Linked DNA regions of Homo sapiens: region 2 is linked to region 1. Evidence: chromatin loops called from intact Hi-C (ENCODE). Cell type or tissue: Calu3. All regions are shown on one strand. Links, peaks and the distances in the headings refer to the core of each region. The heading gives the core; the rest is flanking DNA.

Evidence for each region. Hi-C counts contacts between places; a loop is a spot of excess contacts. Peaks named below come from ENCODE experiments on the same cell type or tissue, not always from the same donor. Only the 100,000 strongest peaks of a DNase experiment are listed, where the experiment ranks them.
Region 2: a loop joins it to region 1, with 21 times the contacts of the local background. A loop is called at or near these places in 16 of 110 quality-filtered maps.

What each region holds. Positions count from the first base shown.
Region 1 is chr1:164,161,939-164,170,996 of GRCh38, reverse strand. No RefSeq gene overlaps it. Among named protein-coding and RNA genes, the nearest start is that of PBX1, 390 kb to the left of the region's middle. In Calu3, for the core only: no CTCF peak of the experiment used is centred there; a DNase peak (open chromatin) is centred at 4,326.
Region 2 is chr1:165,069,415-165,078,472 of GRCh38, reverse strand. No RefSeq gene overlaps it. Among named protein-coding and RNA genes, the nearest start is that of LMX1A-AS2, 130 kb to the left of the region's middle. In Calu3, for the core only: a CTCF peak has its summit at 4,858 (motif pointing right); DNase peaks (open chromatin) are centred at 2,512 and 4,892.

The DNA.
Region 1 (9,058 bases), core at 412-8,411:
CTTCTAGGGTTTTTATGGTTTTAGGTCTAACATCTAAGTCTTTAATCCATCTTGAATTAATTTTTGTATAAGGTGTAAGGAAGAGATCTAGTTTCAGCTTTCTACATACGGCTAGCCAGTTTTCCCAGCACCATTTATTAAATAGGGAATCCTTTCCCCATTTCTTGTTTTTGTCAGGTTTGTCAAAGATCAGATGGTTGTGGATGTGTGGTGTTAATTTGTGAGGTCTCTGTTCTGTTCCATTGGTCTATATCTCTGTTTTGGTACCAGTACCATGCTGTTTTGGTTACTGTAGCCTTGTAGTATAGTTTGAAGTCAGGTAGTGTGATGCCTCCAGCTTTGTTCTTTTGGCTTAGGATTGTCTTGGCAATGCAGGCTCTTTTTTGGTTCCATATTAACTTTAAAGTAGTTTTTTCCAATTCTGTGAAGAAAGTCATTGGTAGCTTGATGGGGATGGCATTGAATCTATAAATTACCTTGGGCAGTATGGCCATTTTCATGATACTGATTCTTCCTATACATGAGCATGGAATGTTCTTCTATTTGTTTGTGTCCTCATTTATTCCGTTGAGCAGTGATTTGTAGTTCTCCTTGAAGAGGTCCTTCATGTCCCTTGTAAGTTGGATTCCTAGGTATTTTATTCTCTTTGTAGCAATTGTGAATGGGACTTCACTCATGTTTTGGCTCTCTGTTTGTCTGTTATTGGTGTATAGGAATACTTGTGATTTTCGCACATTGATTTTGTATCCTGAGACTTTGCTGAAGTTCCTTTATCAACTTAAGGAGATTTTGGGCTGAGATGATGGGTTTTTCTGAATATACAATCATGTCATCTGCAAACAGGGATAATTTGGCTTCCTCTTTTCCTAATTGAATACCCTTTATTTGTTTCTCTTGCCTGATTGCCCTGGCCAGAACATCCAACACTATGTTGAATAGGAGTGGTGAGAGAGAGCAACCTTGTCTTGTGCCAGTTTTCAGAGGGAATGCCTCCAGTTTTTGCCCATTCAATATGATATTGGCTGTGGGTTTGTCATAAATAGCTCTTATTATTTTGAGATACGTTCCATCAATACCTAGTTTATTGAGAGCTTTTAGCATGAAGCGCTGTTGAATTTTGTCGAAGGCCTTTTCTGCATCTATTGAGGTAATCATCTGGTTTTTGTTGTTGGTTCTGTTTATGTGATGGATGACATTTATTGATTTGTGTATGTTAAACCAGCCTTGCATCACAGGATTGAAGCCCACTTGATCATGGTGGATAAGCTTTTTGATGTGCTGCTGGATTTGGCTTGCCAGTATTTTATTGAGGATTTTTGCATCGATATTCATCAGGGATATTGGTCTAAAATTCTCTTTTTTTGTTGTTTCTCTGTAAGGCTTTGGTATCAGGATGATGCTGGCCTCATAAAATGAGTCAGGGAGGATTCTCTCTTTTTCTATTGATTGGAATAATTTCAGAAGGAATGGTACCAGTTCCTCTTTGTACCTCTGGTAGAATTTGCCTGTGAATTTGTCTTGTCCTGGACTTTTTTGGTTGTTAGGCTATTAATTATTGCCTCAATTTCAGAGCCTGTTATTTTTCTATTCAGAGATTCAACTTCTTCCTGGTTTAGTCTTGGAAGCATGTAGGTGTCGAGGGATTTATTCATTTATTCTAGATTTTCTAGTTTATTTGCATAGAGGTGTTCATAGTATTCCCTGATGGTAGTTTGTTTTTCTGTGGGATCGTTGGTGATATCCCCTTTATCATTTGTTATTACGAATATTTGATTCTTCTCTCTTGTCTTATTAGTCTTGCTAGCGGTCTATCAATTTAGTTAATCTTTTCAAAAAACCAGCTCCCGGATTCATTAATGTTTTGAAGGGTTTTTTCATCTCTATCTCCTTCAGTTCTGCTCTGATCTTAGTTATTTAATGCCTTCTGCTAGCTTTTCCATGTGTTTGCTCTTGCTTCTCTAGTTCTTTTAATTTTGATGTTAGGGTGTCGATTTTACATCTCTCCTGCTTTCTCTTGTGGGCATTTAGTGCTATAAATTTCCCTCTACACACTGATTTAAATGTGTCTCAGAGATTCTGGTACATTGTGTCTTTGTTCTCATTGGTTTCAAAGAACATCTTTATTTCTGCCTTCATCTCATTATTTACCCAGGAGTCATTCAGGAGCAGGTTGTTCAGTTTCCATGTAGTTGTGCAGTTTTGAGTGAGTTTCTTTATCCTGAGTTCTAGTTTGATTGCACTGTGGTCTGAACGACAGTTTTTTGTGATTTCTGTTCTTTTACGTTTGCTGAGGAGTGCTTTACTTCCAATTATGTGGTCAGTTTTAGAATAAGTGTGATGTGGTGCTGAGAAGAATGTGTATTCTGTTGATTTGGGGTGGAGAGTTCTGTAGATGTCTATTAGGTCCTCTTGGTGCAGAGCTGAGTTCAATTCCTGGATATCCTTGTTAACTTTCTGTCTCATTGATCTGTCTAATGTTGACATGGGGTGTTAAAGTCTCCCATTATTATTGTGTCGGAGTCTAAGTCTCTTTGTAGGTCACTCAGGACTTGCTTTATGAATGTGGGTGCTCCTGTATTGGGTGCATATATATTTAGAATAGTTAGCTCTTCTTGTTGAATTGATCCCTTTGCCATTATGTAATGGCCTTCTTTGTCTCTTTTGATCTTTGTTGGTTTAAGGTCTGTTTTATCAGAGACTAGGATTGCAACTCCTGCTTTTTTTTTTTTTTTTTTGCTTTTCATTTGCTTGGTAGATCTTCCTCCAACCTTTTATTTTGAGTCTGTGTGTGTCTCTGCACATGAGATGGGTCTCCTGGATACAGCACAGTGATGGGTCTTGACCCTTTATCTAATTTGCTAGTCTGTGTCTTTTAACTGGGGCATTTAGTCCATTTATATTTAAGGTTAATATTGTTCTGTGTGAATTTGATCCTGTCATTATGATGCTAGCTGGTTATTTTGCCCGTTAATTGATTCAGTTTCTTCATAGCATTGATGGTCTTTACAATTTAGCATGTTTTTGCAGTGGCTGGTACCGGTTGTTCCTTTCCATGTTTAGTGCTTCCTTCAGGAGCTCTTGTAAGGCAGGCCTGGTGGTGACAACATCTCTCAGCATTTGCTTGTCTGTAAAGTATTTTATTTCTCCTTCACTTATGAAGCTTATTTTGGCTGGATATGATATTCTGGGTTGAAAATTCTTTTCTTTAAGAATGTTGAATATTGCCCCCCACTCTCTTCTGGTTTGTAGGGTTTCTGCCGAGAGATCCACTGTTAGTTTGAGGCACTTCCCTTTGTGGGTAACCTGACCTTTCTCTCTGGCTGCCCTTAATATTTTTTCCTTCATTTCAGCCTTGGTGAATCTGACATTTATGTGTCTCGGTGTCGCTGTTCTCGAGGAGTATCTTTGTGGTGGTCTATGTATTTCCTGAATTTGAATGTTGGCCTGCCTTGCTAGGTTGGGGAAGTTCTCCTGGATAATATCCTGAATAGTGTTTTCCAACTTGGTTCCATTCTCCTCATCTCTTTCAGGCACATGAATCAAACGTAGATTTGGTCTTTTCACATAGTCCCATATTTATTGGAGGCTTTGTTCATTTCTTTTTACTCTTTTTTCTTTAGACTTGTCTTCTCACTTTATTTCATTAATCTGATCTTCAATCTCTGATATCCTTTCTGCCAGTTGATCAAATCGGCTACCGAAGCTTGTACATGTGTCACATAGTCCTTGTGCCATGGTTTTCAGCACCATCAGGTCATTTAAAGTCTTCTCTACACTGTTAATTCTAGTTAGCCATTTGCCTAACCTTTTTCCAAGGCTTTTAGCTTCCTTGCAGTAGGTTAGAACATGCTCCTCTAGCTCGGAGAAGTTTGTTATTACCAACCTTCTGAAGCCTACTTCTGTCAACTCACCATTCTCCATCTGGCTTTGTTCCATTGCTGGTGAGGAGCTGCGATCCTTTGGAGGAGAAGAGGCACTCTGTTTTTTAGAATTTTCAGCTTTTCTGCTCTGGCTTCTCGCCATCTTTGTGGTTTTGTCTACCTTTGGTCTTTGGTGACCTACAGATGGGGTTTTGGTGTAGATGTCGTTTTTGGTGATGTTGATGCTATTCCTTTCTCTTTGTTAGTTTTCCTTCTAACAGTCAGGACCCTCAGCTGCAGGTATGTTGGAGTTTGCTGGAGGTCCACTCCAGACCCCGTTTGCCTGGGTATCACCAGCTGAGGCTGCAGAACAGCAAATATTGCAGAACAGCAAATATTGCTTCCTGATCCTTCCTCTGGAAGCTTTGTCCCAGAAGGGCACCTGTGTATGTGGTGTCTGTCGACCCCTAGTGGGAAGTGTCTCCCAGTTAGGCTACACCGGGCTCAGGGACCCATTTGAGGAGGCAGCCTGTCTGTTCTCAGAGCTCAAACGTCGTGCTGGGAGAAACACTGCTCTCGGCCTGTACAGTGTTTCATAAAGTTTTCAATCAGTTCCAACACAGTGATTTCACTCAAAATTTAGGTATCATAATTTGACTGGAAGAATAGGATGATCTGAGAGCCCTAGGTTTACACTGGAATAAGGTAGCAATGCCTTAATCCCATCACCATCCCTAACCCCATTTTTCTCTATCTGTAAACTTATCTTGTCCCAGTTTCTAGGCCAACTCTTCCTGTCCTTGGAAGGGATTTATGAAATCTTTGTTTGAACTCCATGTAACCCAGCATCAAGCCAAATCTGCTGCTCTGGTTCAAGAATGCACCGTAATCCTAGAAACCTGGACTCTTTTTTTTTTTTAAATTGAGAATAAGTCCTCGGCCAGGCATGGTGGCTCATGCCTGTAATCCCAGCACTTTGGGAGGCCGAGGCAGGTGGATCACGAGGTCAGGAGATCGAGACCATCCTGGCGAACACTGTGAAACCCCATCTGTACTAAAAATACAAAAAAATTGGCTGGGCATGGTGGAGGGTGCCTGTAGTCCCAGCTAGTCGGGAGGCTGAGGCAAGAGAATGGTGTGAACCCCGTGGGTGGAGCTTTCAGTGAGCAGAAATTGCACCACTGCACTCCAGCCTGGGCAACAGAGTGAGACTCCAACTCAAAAAAAAAAAAAAAAAAAGAAAGAGAATAAATCTTCAATGTCTGTCACTTTTCATATCTAGCCAGGCTAGTCTCTTCTCACCATGTTCCCTTTGTTGTGGTGGTACCTGAAACCCAGATCTTGGTAGAGAGCAGGGAGCTATTACCTAACAGTTTGTAGTGTTGCTATGGAGTCATTGGCTGGATGGGGCAACCTCCCATCCCTGGTTCAACTTCCTAATAAAAATGGCTGGTCAGAACCATAACCAATGACATCATTCTAGATTCTGTTTCTGCTATGTATCAGTGTACATGTTTTTTCATCATGGATAACTCCCACCCACCTACATATCTGCTATTTCCCAGCGAGTATTGTGTCTTAATTGCAGGTCCTGGTCCTTCTCTATGTTCCCCTTCCTACCACAGAAAACTTGTGAGTTCTGACGATCTGATGAAAGAGCACAATTGGTCTGAATGGGGTTGAACTTGCATTGTGCAGAAATAAATTTGACACAGTTCAGTTGGGCCAAGATTAAGAAGGGGTACTAACTACTTCTCAAGAAAAATACTAAATATGATTCTACTGACAATCTTCATTAGATAAATTGAAATATGGAGATACTTTAAAATGGAAAAGTGATTTTTCAGCATAAAACATCATTCTAATTCATTTATCACAAGGCCTTTGTATTCATCTTGTAAAATAATTTCCTCATCTTCTTTTCTTCATCCCCCACTATTTGCTGTTAAATTTGCAATCTCTGACACTTGTTCATAATTCACAACTTCAGTCATTGCTAATGGGAGGTGAGAAAAGGAAAAGAGTGAGAAAATCTTGCTGCTTTTAATATATATTGTTATGAATATTCTTCTAAAAATATACCGACATTCTATCTACAATTATTTTTTCCCTTTTATACTTTACAGCTTCTCTTATTCCTTCAATTACCCCTTCTCTTATTTTTTTCTCTTTCTTTTCCTTATTTTTATTCTTCTTAGTCTCCTCCACTCCCCCCCTTCTTTTTTTCCTTGATTTCTATTGCCTTTTTTCTATACTTCATAGGTATAAAACAGGAAGATCATCATCTCAGAGTCCACTAGGTAACACTCAGGCAACATGACCATTGGAAGTCATGTGGTTCTGCCAGAAATCCCAAATGATGGGGTGGTGCATCTAGCACATATATTTGTCAGAAACAGCACACAGTGGCCTTGGCGAACTATTCATCTAATTCTTATTCAGCATAAGACAATGAGTGTTCTCATTAATACAAGTAAATAATTTCATGCATGCACAAAGGCACAAATTCCTTCTTAGGGCAAATGTTTTGCCCAATAAATCATTTCTTTACTAATATTTTGGTTCTGAGGAATGGTTAGAATTTCTATATTCAGGAAAGATCGTAGTGGAACTAATGATTGCATAGAAGGAAAAGTATATGTGAACTAGTTCCAATAGAAGTAATGTCCTTGGAAGAAAGTCATGGAGAATCTTACCAGCATTGTACCTACTTAATATTCTTGCTCAATGGACCCCTGAGGATCAGATATTGAGTAGCAAAGAGGAGAGAATTCAGAATAAAGAGAATGATTTGTGAATTGAAGCAGCTAACTAAAGGAATGATGAGCATGCTCACTCAAGTCATGATGAAGAGTAGAATATTCTCTGCTTTATAAAATGCAAATAAACAAAGAACACAAATAAACAAAGTAGAAAGTCAACTTCAGATATTTGGCAACTGTTAGGCCTGATACTTATTCTAACATATTTTTATATTACTTTATACTTTTCAAATAAATACTACCATTCTTTAAGCAAACATTTTAGGTAAGAGGACATTCTATGTCCTTTTTATAGATGCAGAAACTGAGACCTGAAGAAGATAAGTGTCTTACTCAGAGACAAGTAAGTGATGAGTGTGAAGTGGAGAAGAAAATCTAGGTCTACTGGCTTTACACGTTTCTATGTGCCTTTCCTGATTCTATTGATAAATAGTGAAGACTAGTTGAATATTGAAATCCAAAGTGCTAAGGGATTGGGATGAGTAAAGTACATAGCAATTATATAGTATAATGGGAAAAATATGTTAACCTTCTGACATTGTTTTCCTATTGAATCCTATTGAAGCCTAAGACAACACAGAGCTTGGGTCATTTGAAGCTGAAATTGAAAAGATGCTGTGAGGCCCAGGATGCCTCTGAGAATAATGGAAGATAGACTGGGTGATCTGTTAAATGTGACTGGCTCAAGTGTAGAGGATTCAAATGGCTCTTGTTGTATTCATTAGAAACAGGTTTGCTTAACAGTCTCTAGAGTTCTCTGAGAATGGAGCTGACATTTGCAAATGATAGGCTTAGAAACTTTCTTCCCTCCACAATTCCCCTTTTCTATTGTTCCTTTTCCTTTGAGCTTTCCTTCTGGATGTTGGTAAATCTCCAGGAAATGCACTTGTGTTTTCTGTTGTCACATCTCATCAGTGCTCTGCTGGGGAGGGGCTGGTGGAGGGAGGCAGGAGAACCAGGAAGAAAGAGAGAATGCCCTGGGCTGAAATGGCAGTAGCGTGCAAATGAATGCCAACTCTGTGAACATTTCCCCAGCAGTCACATTTTATTACAACCAAATTATGGGATGCAATTCCTAGAAAATGGTAAAAGAGGGACAAAAAAAAAAAGAATAAGGTGACCAGGCATAATTTATTTTTTAAAAATTAAGACATTCAAATGGTAAGGGTACCTATCATTCAGTTTATATCCTTTAATAAATACATACATATTTCCTAACTATACTTACCACCCTACATAGGAAATAGAAGAGTGTGTGTGTCCATATTAATTCTTATATCTTCATATAAATCTTTTGTCTTATTACCATCTTGGTTCTATTGTAAATCTTCAGATTTGACCTGGGCAACCAACTCTTCTAAAATGCCTCAGTTCAGAAAGGCAATCCTCAACATTAGCACATTTAACTATGAACAAACTAAGGCATCTGTCAATGACTAGACTCACCCTGATGCCTATTTTGAAATACATATCCCTGGGAATCACTCTTCTGAAATTTTGATTTGCAGGTCAGGGATGGGAAATTCTGATGCACAGCCAGATTTGGAACCAGAAATAAAGCACATGGTTCAAGTAATGCCAAACTGGTAAAGGCAATTCATTACTTTAATAGTCTTATGATAACTCTAGCTTTTTGAAGGATTAAATTTGGGACAAAAAGTGAGGTCTAAATCACATGTCTGTCAGATACAGAATATTTCAGTCTATACGAGAATGAGGAGATATATTATCTTACAGAGGTACTGAGAAGCTCAATCAAAAGTGATTGAGATGTGGTTCCTGCCTTTCATATGCTCTCAGTCTGCTGAGAAAAATAGCAGATAAACAAGTAAGTAGTATACAATATAGCGTATGTAAGATTTGTTGTAGAAACAAAGAACTACGGAACAGAGAAGGGACAAAAACGGGCTCAGCAGGAGGCAGAGGTGGAAGACTTCATGGAGAAAATGACACTTTTGTTGGATACAAAAGGATGCAAAGAATTTAATGAAGTCAAGGTATCTAAAATATACCTTTTCAAATACAAGAAAAAGCACATGGAAAACTGTAGGCTTTTGAAAGTGCATGAGAGTATAATCCACATAAAAACCAGTGTTCCAGTTTGTGCGTGGTACAATATTCAAAATAAACCAAAACAAAAGAATTTGACAACCAAAAGTGATTTAAAAATAATTCAAATTTAATTGCATATCCTGAAATTTTTCACATAAACCAAACTAAGTGAAGTTAATCATTATAGGTCTTACATGTACCTTCCTTTCCTTAATGTATGAACTCCTGGCAACTGAGATCTTCTTCCCTGATCCAATCTCCTACTTCCTGCCTCGTCACCCCTTATCCTTGTTAACATTTTTTAACCTTCATTCTTTCAGCTAACTGTATTTAAACTAGTTATTCTCCAAACTCTACATTTATACACCCCTTGAGTTGAGGATA
Region 2 (9,058 bases), core at 487-8,486, 910 kb before region 1:
AAGCAAATTATACCTATGAGGGCCAGAAAGAAGAAATGGATTTCATTTAAAACTAGCACAGTCCTTCCTCCTGAAGACCCATTGGTCTCAATCTTGACTGCATGCTATTACCACCTGGAGTGCTTTATCAATTTTTTTAATGCTCAGATCTCCCACTAGACCGATTAAATCAGAATCACTGGAGATGGGGCTCAGGTCTCAGGATTTTTTTAAGTTTCCCAGGAGATCCCAATATGTAGCCAAGGTTGAGAACCCCTGTCCTAGAGCAGTGGTTTGAAATCCTGGGCACATATTAGAATCATCCAGCAGGCTTTTAAAAAATCCTGATGCCAAGTCCCACCTGTAGAGATTCTGGCTTAATTGGATTGGGGTGGGGCCAGGACAGTGATAGTTTTTAAAGCTCCCCAGGTGACTCTAATGTACAGCCAGGTTTGAGAAGCACTGCACTAGAGCCACAAAACCAAAGAAGGAAGGAAAAAATCTCTTTTTTTCTTTCTTTCTGGGCAATAAAATTGCTGAAGCACTGTCACCTGGCATGCACAGCCAGAAATGTGGTTCTCAGCCTAAGGTGGAACATTAGACTCTCCTGGGAAAGTTTTAAAAGTTTCTAATTCCTGGGCTCTGCTCCCTGGGATTTCAATTCAATTATTCTGGGCCCTGACATCATTCGGGTTGTTTTTAAAGCTCCTCTGATTATTATTTATAGGCAAGGTGAGGACCATTGCATAATAATAGTAATAATGATAATAATGGTTCATAAAAAGTTATAACTATTTCAGTAAAAGACCATGTTAGTTCAGAAGGGGGCATGTTTTATTTATGCCTGGCGGGGTGGGGGGTGGGGGTGTTAAATATCAGTGTTTGTATCTTTTCCCATTGTTGTTAATTCAGTGTACTTTCTGCATCCATAAAGAATGATCTCGTTTAAGAATAGGGCCCACTCATTCCTTGCCTGCTTTTTACTGTCACCCAGCATAATAGAAAGTGCCTGGAAGTATTATAGGTCAACTCATAGTGTAGCTTAAGATATCAAAGTCTGAAGTCACCTGTTTACGGCTGTATCCAATTCTCTATTTAAATGATGTCAGCCTTTTCTGACGCCTCCCTGCCCTACCCCATCACTCTTTTGTGAAGATCTTAGTCCGACTGGTTGCTTTGGGTTGTATAAACAAAACAACCAGACTAAATGTGTTATGGCTGTGACAGATGTTCCTGGTGATACAAGTGTGCTCTGCATGTTAGGAGCCATGGCTGCCACACGGCTCGGTTCTCCCCCTCCCTCCACAGAGGCAGCAGGTGCTGGCAGGAGGGTACCCAAGGACAGGAGCCTCTCTCTTCCTCTGCACACCACAGCCGATACCAGCATGGCAGATGCACAGGGCTGCTGAGAGGAGGACAAAAAAGCAAACTTAGCTACAGGTGGAGATCTTGTCCTGGACTGGGCAGCGGATAGATGTTGGATAGGGCAGACTCTCTGGTAGATGCAATGTTCTCCTCCTTTGTTCCTAGAGCATCTCCCAGCTCCACCATCTGCACTGTTATCACCTTAGGGCTCCCTGGAGTTCCTTACAACTCACCTCCAGTGGTTGAGAGGGAAGTGACACACATGTCCATCTGCTCTGTGCTGTGTGCTCAAGGGACAGAAGCCTGAGCACTCAGCAGTGTGTCCCGTTGAGACACTGACCCCATATCCCTTTCTCATAGGTTGTGTCTCCATCTTCCTTTATACTTTCAGAACTATTTCTTTAGACTGAATTTGATCTAAAAGACAAAAGTTGGAAATTATAACTCTGGTTGAAGAGTGAGGCCCCCAGACCCTTCTGTCAACCCCCAAGTTCTGCATATCACAGGTTGAACGCATCTGTGGACCCACTGGGCATGTTGAGGGGAACATGTAGCTTATTGATGCCCCTCTAGGGTACCATGAAGGATGTGGCTCTGAATTCAGAGGGGCCCAGGATGAGCCTGTGAGCCTTGGAACACAGCCGCTCTCCAGTTCCTTCTCAGCAAAAAACCTGGTTGCTTTGAAGGCAGCCAGTGATTCCCCATAGGTGGGGATGCTGCAAATTTCAGAGAGCTTTGCAAAGACAAGAAAGGCTACTCCTTCCTGCCTCCACTATCCTCCTCTACAGAAGGGATGTGCAGAGACAGCAGAGGGGAGGGCATTTATCAGTATCCAGGTGCACATTATCTAGAAGATTAGAAAAACCCAGTCTCTTCACCCGAACTGCTTATGTCTGCAGTTTTCCAAGGTCCAGTGGAAATTGTTAATACGGTTGTTGAATAACAGCAGTCAGCAAGGAGTATGGTCATTGACTAGAACATAAAATTAGGCTAGAAATTTAAGAAAATGAATTGATTCCTTTTCTCTCTGATATAAAAAAAAATAATAAGAACAACTCAGAGTTTCTCAGCCTCAGCACTATCGATGCTCTGGGCAGGAGAATTCTTTGTTACTGGGGACTGGTCTGCACATTGTCGGATGTTTAGTAGCACTCCTGGCCTTCACCCACTAGGGGCCAGTAGCACCCTCCAACAAGCTGTGACAATAAAAAATGTCTCCAAACATTGTCACATGTTCCCTGGAAGGCAAAATCGTCTGAACCATTGTTCTAATTAGTTGGTTTGGAAGGTCAAAGACTATTTGCCAAGCCAATTTTAGGCCACAGGCTGAGGAAATAAAAATCCCTTCAGGGATAGAGGAGGCTGATGTTTTTTCTGAACCTGCGGGAAGAATATTAGATTCAGCAACTAACAGAGTTTTTCTGAGAACGGGCCCTCTGGCCCATCAACACACAGGCCAACATCCCTGGTGGGGAATGGGCCACATGATGCAATGATAGAAATCCAGATAACTTTGGGGGTTCTAAAGCAGAGGACCCAGGACCTCAATTCCATAATGTAGCTTGGGGAAGCTTCCAGCCTAGAAATGTTCTGGAGCTTCTCACACCTGCTTGTGGTGTAGGGAAAGAAGCTAAAATGTCTGTGCACTGGAGAAGGCCTTGGAAGAGCATTTGAATGAGGGCTGGCAGACCCAAAGGGCCCCAAGAGATGGGATGATTATGGCCAAGGCATCAGGGTGGAAGGCTAAGGCCAAAAACAGACAAGACCTATCCCCTTGGCAGTGGATGTCCGGAGCGCAGAGCCTGAAGACCTGGCACCCTCTCCCTGCCAAAGCCTGGAGAAGTAGGCCCCACCCTAACTTTATGTCACCCACAGGAAGTAGAAGAGTGAAGGGGACAGCCCTAGACTGACAGAGGTCACTTGCTGTAGTGGAGTCTCCCTTGCATTGTTGGTATTAGTATTTTTTCCTAAGACACCAAATAGGACTAAATTGAAAAGTTAGTTTTTGTTCCATTTTAGAAAGTAGTTACATTTTTGCACACCGGAGTTTGTGAAATTTATGCCTGGTATAAGTCATTTAAGCCAGCATTTCTGATCTTGTTTAATAAAGAACACTTCTTTTTTAGAGAAATATCTATGACTGGCCCCAGTAAAGTGAGCGTCCCTTCAAATACAGTTTGGAGAATGTTGGCTTAGAGTGTAGAACATTTGCGCTATTCCCAAAAAATAAACAAACAAATAAACAACAAAATCTATTCTCGGATCATCGTGCTGTTATTAATAATCTCTGTTGAGTATATTTTGTTTTTATTAGGCATGAAACATTTGCAACTAAGAATTAGAGAGTTGCGCTCTCAAAAGCCTGAAGGAAAAATTATCAGAATCCTAGCAGTGTGAGGCCAACTATGCCCCGCTTTGAACTTAAGATAAATAACACACCCAGGAGAGCCACTGGTGCAGAGCTACAACCCTGGAGTCTCATGGTAATGAGATCTGGCTTCAGAACCTGGCATTCCACCTCCCGTGCTGCTGTGGTCAGGTTGAAGTGCTGTGCTCACCTCACCTACTCCACCATTCACCAGTTTGAAGCCTCTTTTTTGCTCTCCCCTCCCAGCTCCCCCAGGAACACCCTGTCTGCAGTGTCAAGAATTCCCCAAATTAGGAGGAAAAGGTCAAGACCCCATAGTTCCAAGTCCTGGAGTCAGCCCCAGGGGAATACCCCCATAGGGTAGAAGGGCCCTCTGTGTTGTCAGAGGAAGGCCCGGGCAGCAATGCTTCACAGGGTGGTTCTTTCGCCAGAGGCTCTTTGGTCATTTGCATGGGAGTTTTTGATCACTCCATCGATGAGAAGTCCTATCACTATCTGTGGGGCAGGACTAGGGTTGGTAAATATTCTACAATACAGAGGACAGTCCAGCAAGTCCAGCGTGACAGAGAATTGCTGCAGCATCCCCAGCAGTTTTGGAAAGCTTCACTAGAACAGGAGAAAAGCCTCTATATAATTGCCTGGGGGGCATTTTGCAAAATTTGAATATACCTTAAGTTTCCTAGGGAAGACTGTCTTTGTCTAGTTTGGAATTTTACCATTTTTTTTTAACTTATTTTAAAAAATTACCTAACCTATAGCAATGCTGCTGGTGGCCCTTGAGGCCAATATAGTACATTTCCACCTACTGGATTTCTGGGTTTTTGATGAGTCTAGGACTAGATGCAAGTTTCCAAGTAATTATGTCTTCTAGAACACCCAGATGTGAACATTTATATCTTCGAATATAGATTTTCTTTTATTTTATGTATATATTTATTCATTATTTTTATTTGATTTATTTTATTTAAAAATTACTTTGAACTTTTGTATTACAATTAGAATTTTTATAGATTATTTGAAAATTATATGCATTGAGAAGCTATTTTCAATTCAAATAGTAAAGGGAGCACAAAATATGTGTAAGGGGAGACAGGTTTGTTAAGTGCAGAAATTAACGTCTTAGTGTCCCGGGGCAATGAGGGTAATTCTAGAGAACCTCCACTGGAGGTCACTAGAATCTCACCCAAATATGTCAGGGACAGCTACAGGAGAGTTCAGTTTCTCCCACATTAAATCAATAGCGATGCAAATTGCTATTAATGACATTCATCTCCCCTCCCTCCCCACAAGGGATTGTTTTCTCCCAAGTGTCTCCTTCTCTTTTACATCTTCCCTTTCACTTGTATGTCAGCACCAGCCTCCTTTATTCATACCCAGTGCTCAGGCCTGTGTTCCCCTCTTCCCTGAGGTTTAATTTCAAGCATACAGAGATGTCGAGCTGCATGGGAGCATGACTGCCTTATCTTCCTGGTCTGGTAAAAGTCAAATAAATCGGCATTTTGAAGAATTTAAAATTAGACCATGCATTACACGCTGTGTTGAAGTTTACCATACCAGCATTGCTGCCCCAGGGGCAAATAGACTGAACTCTCTTCAGCAGAGCTGTGTAAATGATACAACTCTTTTAATGTTAAAGTAGAGAAATGACCAAGGAAGGGGAAAGGCCTCAATATTTATAATAAATCTATTTGGCTAGCAGAGGAAAAACGTTTTTTGATATAGCACATCTTCATGGCCTTAGCACCTTGTAGATTCCTTGGCTGCAAGATACCTCACAATGAGCTATCTTCAACATGAACTGAAATCTCTGTTTTTGTGTGTGTATCTCTCACAACATTGACTTGCCTAGGTTTTTTTCTCCTCTTTAGAGATGTAAAATATTTGCGTGGCACAATTTCTGAGGATTGCCAGAGAAAATGAAGCCAGCATTAAAGCCATAAAGGTGGAGCTTTAAAAGATGAGATGACAGTCACTTTGCCCTTTCCCGCCTTAAAGATGAGAAAACCAACATCTTGCAAAGTAAAGTAGGAAGATGAAGATAAGCATCAGGACATGGTTGCCTCAGGTGAGGGGAAACAGAGGGACAGGATAGAGATAGAACATCTAGGGACGGGTCAGTTAGTGACTATGTTCTATTTTTTGTGTTGGGGGAGTGGCAGGGCAGGCACAGATATTTATAACATAAACATATAAACAAGCCAAAAATGGGCCATGCCCAGACCAGTGATGAGAGGGTATCATGATCCAAAGACCATGATAAATCCAAGTCTGTGTACCTGAGTTCCAAAAAGAAAAAAAAAAAAAAATTAAGGTGGGAAGGAATAGAATGGTTCCTAGGATCATACTTCCAGCTCTCTCAGACTTAGATCAACAGCTGGATCTAACCTAGTGCTAACCTACATTAGCCCTGCCGTTAGTCACTCTACCTTCAGCTCTCAGTTGCCTTGCAATGCACACTATGCTAGAAGCTAGTTAAAAAAAAAACAAAAAACAAAAAACTAATCAAAGTAATCAAAGTAAGCAAAGGGATTACAGGGGTCCAAATGGGTGGAATAACTCACATATAAACAGAGCCAGCATCCTTTACTTGACCAAACAAATTCTATACAGTCTAAACCAGTTGCCCCTGCTTGTCTCTGAGGGCTGCAATGATTATACTCCAAGAGGTTACCCACCTCTGAGAAAGAAAGTCTTCAAAGGGTCTATACCCCATGAAGAAAATCCAAGAAGCTAGAAAATAAATTAATAGCCCTTCCAGAAATAGCACCCATTAGGGAATTTCCTAGTTTTCTTTTTCTTTCTTTCAGATCAGGATTGAGCAAACTACAGTCCATAGGCCAAATCCAGTTTGCCACTTGTTTTCATAAAATTTTATTGCAGTGGTTTTAACTGGGATGACTTTGCTCCCCTATGGCAATGTCTAGGGATATTTTTGGTTGTCATTAGTGGAGGTGGGAGCACTGTTGGCATCTAATGGGTCAAGGTCAGGAATGCTGCTAATCATACAGCAATGCACATAACAGCTCAGCAGCAAAGAATTATTGGGGAAAAATGTCAACAGTATGGAAATTGAGAATCCCTTGTTTTGTTAGATCCCTACCACATTCATGTTTCTGTACTGTCTCTGGTTTCCACAACGTGCTACAATGGCAGTGTTGAGTAGCTGAAACAGAAATCATACAGCCCCCAAACCCCAAATATTTACCATCTGCACCTTTATAGAAAACGTTTGCCAAACTAAATCTAGAAAATGAGTTAAGAGCAATGAACAAGCAAGAAAATCTGTATTATTTTGAAAAATGGCAATGTTTTGTCTGCAATATATACAATATCCCTTAGAAATTCAGTTTTGACCTTTCATGGCTACATTTTAATTCTATATCCTTCTGACGACCGCTCCATTATCTCTATTTATTATGGCTCTGCTTGCATTCCAGGCACTGAGGTGAGTCCTCTGCCATTCAAATAGAGGCCCATTTCCTGCTCTTTGGGGGATGGATAGCCCAGTGGGAAAAACAGACATTAATTAAATCATCACCCTAATGAATGTATAATGAAAAACTATAATAAGAGCTTGTAGGCTAGAGACAGGTTCTATCACAGTTGACTGGGGCTTGGGAGAGGCTCCCTGAGGAAGTAAGTTTTGAACAGAGGCCTAAACAGTGTACAGAAGTTAATGAGACTAACACAGCGTGTGTGTGGTGGTGATTTTGGGGCAGAGGGGTAGTGGTGGTGAGTTAGACCAAGGTGAGGGAGAGATTGGAACATTGGCGGAAATGACAAAAGACCAGCATCGTTGAGGTTTAAAGAGCCTGGAGGAGTGTGGTTGAAGATGCAGCTGGAATGGGAAGTCATGAGGACCAAGGAACAGCATGTGGGACAGATAGTGTGTTTGGTCTTTATCCCAAGAGCATCAAGAGCAAAGAGAAGCCATTGAAGGGCATGGGAAGGGGAATGTGATCTGATTTGCATATCAATATCACAAATGGTCAGATTCGAAAACTGAAGAAAAGTTAAACTAATTTAAAAACCTGGTTGTTTTGAAAAAAACTAGCTGATTGATTAACTTTGAAATATCTAACTAAAGCATTGTGTTCTCTTTTTTTTCACCCAACACAGTCAGCGATGAGAGTGAATTTGAACATGATCATTTTCCTTTTTACGAAGCAGGTTTGTGTGTGGAGACTCAGCTGGAATTTATCCTACAGTGATTTCTAAGGTCATGCTTCTTTTGAAGATCAGTTGAATATTTATGTGTGTGTGTGTGTGTGTGTTTGATGTTAAAATTTCCAATTCTCACTGTGCCTTCTAAGTTTTCTAGGACTTTAAAAATATACTCACCAGAGAGTCGGGAGAATCAATGGCTCATTTTATAATTCTCTATGATGTAGACTATCTAGTTTTCCTGTGCAAAATGTGTTTTTTAACCAAGTTTTAATTTCCTTTTTGTTTCATCTATATAGCCAATTGTATCTAGCCTGTTAAATGTTATTACTGTCCATAATCTGTACATTATTTACTAGTAGTACCTTTGGAAATTTAGGCTACAAATCCTCTATGTGACTAAAATCAACTAAACATTCTATTGTATGGGTTGAGGGGTGGACAAAGAGATGCAGAAAAATAATAGGATGTGATTCTGGTTATTGTTCCTTTGAATTATTGACCATTGTCCTTTATCAAACAACAGCTTCTATTCCAGAATAGAGGTTGGCAAACTATCAAGTCCAGCTGGCTGCCTGGGTTGTACACAAAGTTTTATGGGGACACAGTCACACTCCTTTGTTTACATATTGTCTATGGCTGCCTTCATGCTACTATGACAAAGTTGCAAGAGAAATTATATAGCTACGATCCTAAAATATTTACCATCTGAACCTTTATAGAAAAAGTTTGCCAATCTCTGTTCTAGAAAAAGCAGATGAAGCTATTTATATATTCTTTTCGTGTGAGAATATTTAGTGGTAACTACATACATAGCCTTTGCCCTCATTGCCATCATGAAAACCCAGCTTTTCCCCCAGAGCTTAGGTAAGACCCTGCTAAAGGCTGATAATGGTTTTCAGCACTTACAACGTAAGCAACACTTCACTAAGCATTTCATATATGTTATCTCACATAATCCTCACTGCAGCCCTGTGAATTAGATATTATTATCCTCATTTTGCAAATGAGTAAATTTGCATTAAAGAAGTTAAATAACTTGTCTAAGTTCACAGAACTTGTAAGTGGCAGAAATGGGAATTTGATTCAATTTCTATTTCTTTCCTGGGCTGCTAACCACTCTACTCTGTGGCAGTGGGTACTCTGCACATATTCTATCAGAACCAACTGAAAAAGGAAAAA